2 separate regions of the Homo sapiens genome follow, and region 2 is linked to region 1. Evidence: chromatin contacts called from ENCODE Hi-C data. All regions are on one chromosome and are shown on one strand. The core of a region is the stretch at or near the end of the contact, and the rest is flanking DNA. Distances in the headings are between cores, read along the strand shown.

Region 1 (3,027 bases), core at 355-2,854:
TTCCCTAAATAAGTATCAGCACAACAATTCTTAATGTTACAATTTATCACCTTAGTTCTTAAAAATCAAAACCTGTATTTACACAATAGACAATTTAAAGTCTATTCTGAAAGAATTATTTCATAACCTACATGTTTGCCTACCAAGAAATTTAACATTTTGCCTATTCTATACTCAGAATTTAAGCTTTTTCCCTTGCTTGCTATATAGTTATTATATAAAATGTTTTCCCTTGAACATTAACATAAAAAAGTACTATATTTTTTGTATAAATAAGAAAAGTATTAATGCAAGAATCAGCTACTAAACAGGGAAGCAAAACCACGTTTGAAACCAACATATGACACGTAATTAAGAGACAAGGGAGTTCAAAGTAAACCCTCACACCTAGTTTACACAAACTGGAGCTACCCAACTTTTGATGTTACAGACTATGCATATTGATTGTCACTCTGTCCGCCGACCTATATAAACATGTTTTTAAGGATAAAATTATTACTAAAATTTGCAAGCATATTACCTGCTAAGTTTGAAGGGGGCTTCATGAGTGCAGAATGAGGTTATCTTCTCAAACTGCTGGACTCCTAGATCGCTTGAGAAATGTCAATACTGGCTCTAGCATTTCCTAGGACACGTATCCACTCACCAGAATTTTTTATAATTGTCCATAATGTCAGAAAGTAGCATCATCTCTGAACACATGTATACACATATACACATCTCATGCTCGCCCTTACAAAACTCATGCTGACTGTCTACGTTCATACAGGACAACTGGATTCCATCTGTTAGTGTGTGGCAGCCTTTACTGATATATTAGAACCTTCGCAAAGTAAATCAATATATGAAAGGTCAGCACATGCAAAGCAACACAGTGGCTGGAAGGTAAGTAGTAAGTTAAAACTTTTATTTTTAGTATTATAAATTCTTTCAAATGTTCTCAACTTGTGATACATCAAAGCCATATTTAAAACAAAAATATGCATGTGATAACATGCAAAATGATCCAGAAACTATCTGGAAATTTAATTTTTGCTCTACGTATAGAAATTACGTTAAAAATCCAGCACTGAATATTAAGATAAGCCTATCCATTTTCTAATGTACATCATTCCTAATCTTATTTTACAATCACCACATTGTTTAACTGAAAATCAGGAGGAGGAGGAGGCTGAAGTGTAGGAGTCACTACACTGCCGATCACCGCTGCGGTGCTCACGTCTGTCTCAGAGTCATCTGTCTCAGAGTCGTACTCACACCTCCCATAGGCGGCTGGGAGGGGAAGCCAGGGAGCGCGGGGAGCGCGGGGCGCGGCCAGCAGGGGGAGCGCGAGGCCGGCGCGCGTCCTGATCCCTGCAGTCCCGCTCTCTGGAAAGCGCCAGCCATTTCTAACCCAACCAGTCCAGCACATCACATACACTCACTCATTTATTTATTTCTGACAAAAAGCGTTACCCTAAATTTATGTTTTGTCACGCAGAATGCTGGCCAGAATCTACATACTTGAACATCCTGGATTATGGGGGGTAGGAAGGGGGCCCTGAATAAAAATCTGGCATCTCGTAAGATGCCCTAATTTCAAGACAGGACCTCGGAAATGCTGTGCACAGTCAGTAGGGCGGTGTCCTCCTCACAGTCAGTAGGGCGGTGCCCTCCTCAGTCAGTAGGGCGGTGCCCTCCGCACAGTCAGTAGGGCGGTGCCCTCCTCAGTCAGTAGGGCGGTGCCCTCCGCACAGACAGTAGGGCGGTGCCCTCCGCAGTCAGTAGGGTGGTGCCCTCCACACAGTCAGGGTGGTGCCCTCCTCAGTCAGTAGGGTGGTGCCCTCCGCACAGTCAGTAGGGCGGTGCCCTCCTCAGTCAGTAGGGCGGTGCCCTCCGCACAGACAGTAGGGCGGTGCCCTCCGCAGTCAGTAGGGTGGTGCCCTCCACACAGTCAGGGTGGTGCCCTCCTCAGTCAGTAGGGTGGTGCCCTCCGCACAGTCAGTAGGGCGGTGCCCTCCTCAGTCAGTAGGGCGGTGCCCTCCGCACAGACAGTAGGGCGGTGCCCTCCGCAGTCAGTAGGGTGGTGCCCTCCGCGCAGTCAGTAGGGTGGTGCCCTCCGCACAGTCAGTAGGGCGGTGCCCTCCTCAGTCAGTAGAGCGGTGCCCTCCGCACAGACAGTAGGGCGGTGCCCTCCGCAGTCAGTAGGGTGGTGCCCTCCTCAGTCAGTAGGGTGGTACCCTCCTCAGTCAGTAGGGTGGTGCCCTCCTCAGTCAGTAGGGCGGTGCCCTCCTCAGTCAGCAGGGCGGTGTCCTCCACACAGTCAGTAGGGCGGTACCCTCCGCACAGTCAGTAGGGCGGTGCCCTCCGCACAGTCACTAGGGCGGTACCCTCCTCAGTCAGTAGGGCGGTACCCTCCCCAGTCAGTAGGGTGGTACCCTCCGCACAGTCATTAGGGCGGTGCCCTCCGCACAGTCAGTAGGGCGGTGCCCTCCTCAGTCAGTAGGGTGGTGCCCTCCTAAGGCTTTTCGAAGTTTCAGAGCTAAAAACTAAGTTGATAACATTGTAACAACAGCTTCCTTAATGATTTCAAGATCCTGAACAGATTTACTGTTTTTTTTGTCTTAATGTAGGAAGGCATCAATTTTAAATGGTTTTGCCAAGACCAGCCACCAATTTAAAATAATTCCTTCAATAACGTAAGCTACCCACTAACACCAGAAACCTCAACATGCAACATCATTCATAGAAGTGGCATTTGGTTTTCAGTCTAATACACAGTTTATTTGGGTAATTTTATATTTATTTTAACAAGTATTTTACAAAGAGCATGAACCTATTCTCTAACCCTTACTATCTAAACACACAATACCCAGGACTTTAGGGGGGTTATAAAGCTCTCATTGTATTTTACAAACAAGCCAGCAAGCTCTGCAGGAACTCCAAGAAGAGCAGATCCTGACAGTGGGGGGTGGGAGGTCACTGGACCTCAGGGTCCCTAGGAGCCCAGGAGTTCTGACTGCTTCATGCTTCTTTACAAGGCACACA
Region 2 (3,369 bases), core at 321-2,820, 400 kb before region 1:
GTATGCCGCACACTTCAGATCCGTGTAATTGCAGCCTGAGAACACTTTTTAGGGAGAAGTGCCTTTAAAAAGAAACAACTTATTAGAATATCAGATAAAAGGGTCCTGGAAGAATGGTATTCAGTAGTAACTATAGCTGTGGCTTACAGAAAAGCACAAATGAAACATTTCTATCTCGAAGACTTGTGGTCCCTGGATGTTTTAAACTTCATGTTTCTGGACAAAGTAAAAAAGACACACTCACTGTGCTTCAGATGCTTTCATTTCACCATAAGAAGACGTGAACAAGGTTTTTCTGCTCATATATTGAAACCTTTCACAAAAGTTCTCTTAAAAATGGAGATATAACTCGTACCATATAATTCATGCCTTTAAAATGCCCAATTCAGGGGTTTTTAGTATATTTACAAGGTTGTGCAGCCATTACCGCTATTCAGTTCCGGAGGGTTTTCATCACCAAAAGGAACCCGGGACCCTCAGGGTCAGGAACTTGCTTCCCAGTGTAATGGAAGCAGGCGGCCACTAGATGGAGACGTCTCTCCACCGCCTTGCAGGTGGGGCTCGCACCCCGGGGAGGTCAGAGGGAGGGACTCCGCGCAGGAGGCCGGCCTCAGCCCCGTGGCACCTGCAGGCCTCCGGACACCTGCCTCCGCCCCTCACTTCTCGCGAGACAGTTTCCCCAAATACCTTATGCCTAGTCCTGTCCGTGCAAGAGAGGCTCTTTAGGAAGAATGTGCACACACGTTCTTTATTTTACTAGTTATTTCTTACGTATTATTATACATTAATTCGAATGTGTTACAGAGAGTAATATAACAGGCACATTAGTCCATGATGTCACTCGTTTTACTTACAATGAGCCTAAGTGGAAAAGCAAAATTACATTTAAAATTAATTCGAGAAACATATTAAGTGACTGTCGGTTGAGGTGCAGACATGGCCAAGTCCTGTGGGGCACCCCAGCTTCTAGGCTCTGAAACAGCGCAGGAAGGATGCCTGTGGGAGGATGAAGTAAAAATCCCTTGACTTCCACGAGAATGGGACAGCCCCCTTCCAGGCGCAGATGTGTGCTCCACGTTGCCTGGGAATCGATGACTCTGTCTCACCTGCTCTCCCCTCCGGCCTCCAAGCAGGAGGCCCTTGATCCATTTGTGTGATCAGCCGCGGGGGACGAACTCCTCAGTCCTGGGGAGGTTCGTCCTCGGATAATGCAATCAGGAAGCTGGCTCTTTATGGAACTGGCCATCCCGGGCAGTGCTTGCAGTTATGGGGGCAAGAATACAGGCTGAGGGGCTGAGGGGGGTCTTTGGGCGGCACATGGCCATGGACGGGGCTTAGCTTACAATTTTGAAACCTGGAAATCAAGGTTTTGGAAACAAGCCTGATTGTAGGTTGAGTCACTCGGTGTTTTGGGGCCTCTGTCTGCTGGGGACGCACCAGCTGGGAGGGGAGGCAGCAAGTTCACCTGCTTCCTGTTCCCCCATGGGGCTTGGGTTCCTGTTCCCCCACGGGGAGCTTCTTGTTCTGCCACGGGGGCTTCCTGCTCCCCACGCTGCCCTGGCCTCCGCCTGTGCCTCTGTCAGCCAAAATCGCAGGCCTCAGAGGCTTCACATGCTCGGGGTAGGGTTTGACGTGGGCGGCAGTCCTGGGAAGTTAGAGGCCTCACCCCTATTTTCTAGATGAGAGAAGTGGCATTCAAAGCATTTAAGTAACTCTGGTTACTGGGGAGATGGTCTGTGAGCTTTGGTTCTTTAACTCCACACTTTCTTTTCATATATTCTACTTTCTCCGAATTATTTTCACCCCAGGAGAGTAAGGTACTTGCCTGTAGACTCACATGCTCTTGGCCACCTTCTAGCGCGGTAACTACCCACTTTGTCTTGGGGAGAGTGTGGAGTGAGGAAACCTGAGACAGCCCAGGATTTCTCCACCGCACACAGTGTTGCAATTTTTTGAGGGTGGGGGTGGAAATTCATGCACTAATTGCCTTTATGAGAACAAATGATGGCGTTGCGTAATGTTATTGTATAAAGGGAGTGTTATTTCCTATTATTAAGCATCTGCTTAAGATGCTTGGGGGAGAATATAAAAGTCATTTAAGAAATATTTGTTGAGGAAATAAATGAATAAATAAATTAGATAAGAATAGCACCTGGTCTCAAAGAATCATCAAGCTAATAAGATCTTCTATCGAGCTTATAAAAAACAAAGTTCTACCAAGAAGCTGGCAGGACTCTGTAGTCTTTCATGATTTCCAAATCGTGGAACCACCATCCACCTCTGCATTCCTGTTTGCAACTGAGGGTTCCACCAACCCCAGAGGGGAAGAAAAATCACAATACAACAATAAAAAAAACCCAATAAAATACCGTGTAAACAGTATTTACACCGCATTGCATAGTTCGAGGTATCCCAAGTCCTCTAGAGAGGATGCCCCATTCCAGGCGAGGCCCCGCCCCGTGGGTTCTGGCGTCGGGCGGGGGGGGGGGGTCTGGGGCGCCTCCCCTGGGGGTGTCACGAGGCCACCTGTGCGTCCACAGGGGCTTCTCGAGTTTGCCCCTCGCTGTCCCCACACCAGGGCAACATTGGGCCTTCAGACAGGTGTGTGCAAGATGAAAGATGAAATTCATTTTCCCATCTCCATAGCATCCGACAGACAATGCCGGCAAAACCCAGCCTGGTAAAGAGGGAGAGAAGGAACCAGGCTTTGGCAAGAGAGGCGCCGTGGTTTCCCCAGAGAACACAGTGGAAGACTTCCGAAGGGCCAGGTTCCTCCTCAGGGCGGAGGGGGCGGCGCTGACCGGGCTGAGACCGGGCTTGGAAGGAGCAGGTGGGGCTGGAGGCCCTGCAGGGTCTCGGCTGGGTCCGCAGTTTTAAATCAGAACGGGAGCTCCGGGCCTGTCATCGTCCTCATGGTAAGAGGCCTGGAACCCGAGGCCAGGAGGCTGGGAGGGAGCCTGGGGAGGCTAAAGTGAGCCCAGCCTGCCCGGGGTCTGCACTGGGGCCTCACTGCCCGGTCTCCTCTCCTCCTGACAATCAGGGGCGTTGATTAGCAGAAAACCCAGTTAGAGATGGTGCTGGTGGCAAATATGAAAAATGGCACAGTTGTCCGTCCCTTGATGTCCCTGGGGGACGCGTCCCAGAACCTCGAATATGGGACCAGTCCCCACACTCAGTCCCTGCAGCCAGGAGGACCTGCCATGTGCAAACTACTGGCTTAATAAATGTACCCATGTAGTTTAAACCTGCATTCCTCAAGGGTCCACTGTAATTACAGTTACCGCTCAACTAAACAAGTTAAAATTTTATGGACGTATGTAAAAAGTCGCTTAAAGAAAGATAAAATCATGTTAAAATACAGTGAAGGCT

The links. A loop is a pair of places that touch in the nucleus more often than their neighbours do. Pooled maps may share reads with other maps.
Region 2: a pooled map shows a loop between it and region 1 (12-fold over the local background). The contact joins two enhancer-like sites. A Hi-C loop is called at or near these places in 4 of 37 single-sample maps with no recorded cell type and 9 of 50 pooled maps.

Annotation. Positions count from the first base shown.
Region 1 is chr18:79,244,998-79,248,024 of GRCh38, reverse strand. All of the region lies in intron 11 of ATP9B (ATPase phospholipid transporting 9B (putative)), which reads right to left. Among named protein-coding and RNA genes, the nearest start is that of NFATC1, 150 kb to the left of the region's middle. RefSeq lists a silencer at 1,235-1,444 and an enhancer at 1,506-2,705. Within about 2 kb of position 1,604, at least 6 of the 41 ENCODE cell types and tissues checked have a DNase peak (open chromatin) inside an H3K27ac peak, as active enhancers do.
Region 2 is chr18:79,641,417-79,644,785 of GRCh38, reverse strand. It overlaps CTDP1-DT (CTDP1 divergent transcript), which reads left to right. Exons shown (of 5, transcript NR_136643.1): 3 at 2,647-2,915. Among named protein-coding and RNA genes, the nearest start is that of CTDP1-DT, 37 kb to the left of the region's middle. Within about 2 kb of position 1,570, at least 5 of the 41 ENCODE cell types and tissues checked have a DNase peak (open chromatin) inside an H3K27ac peak, as active enhancers do.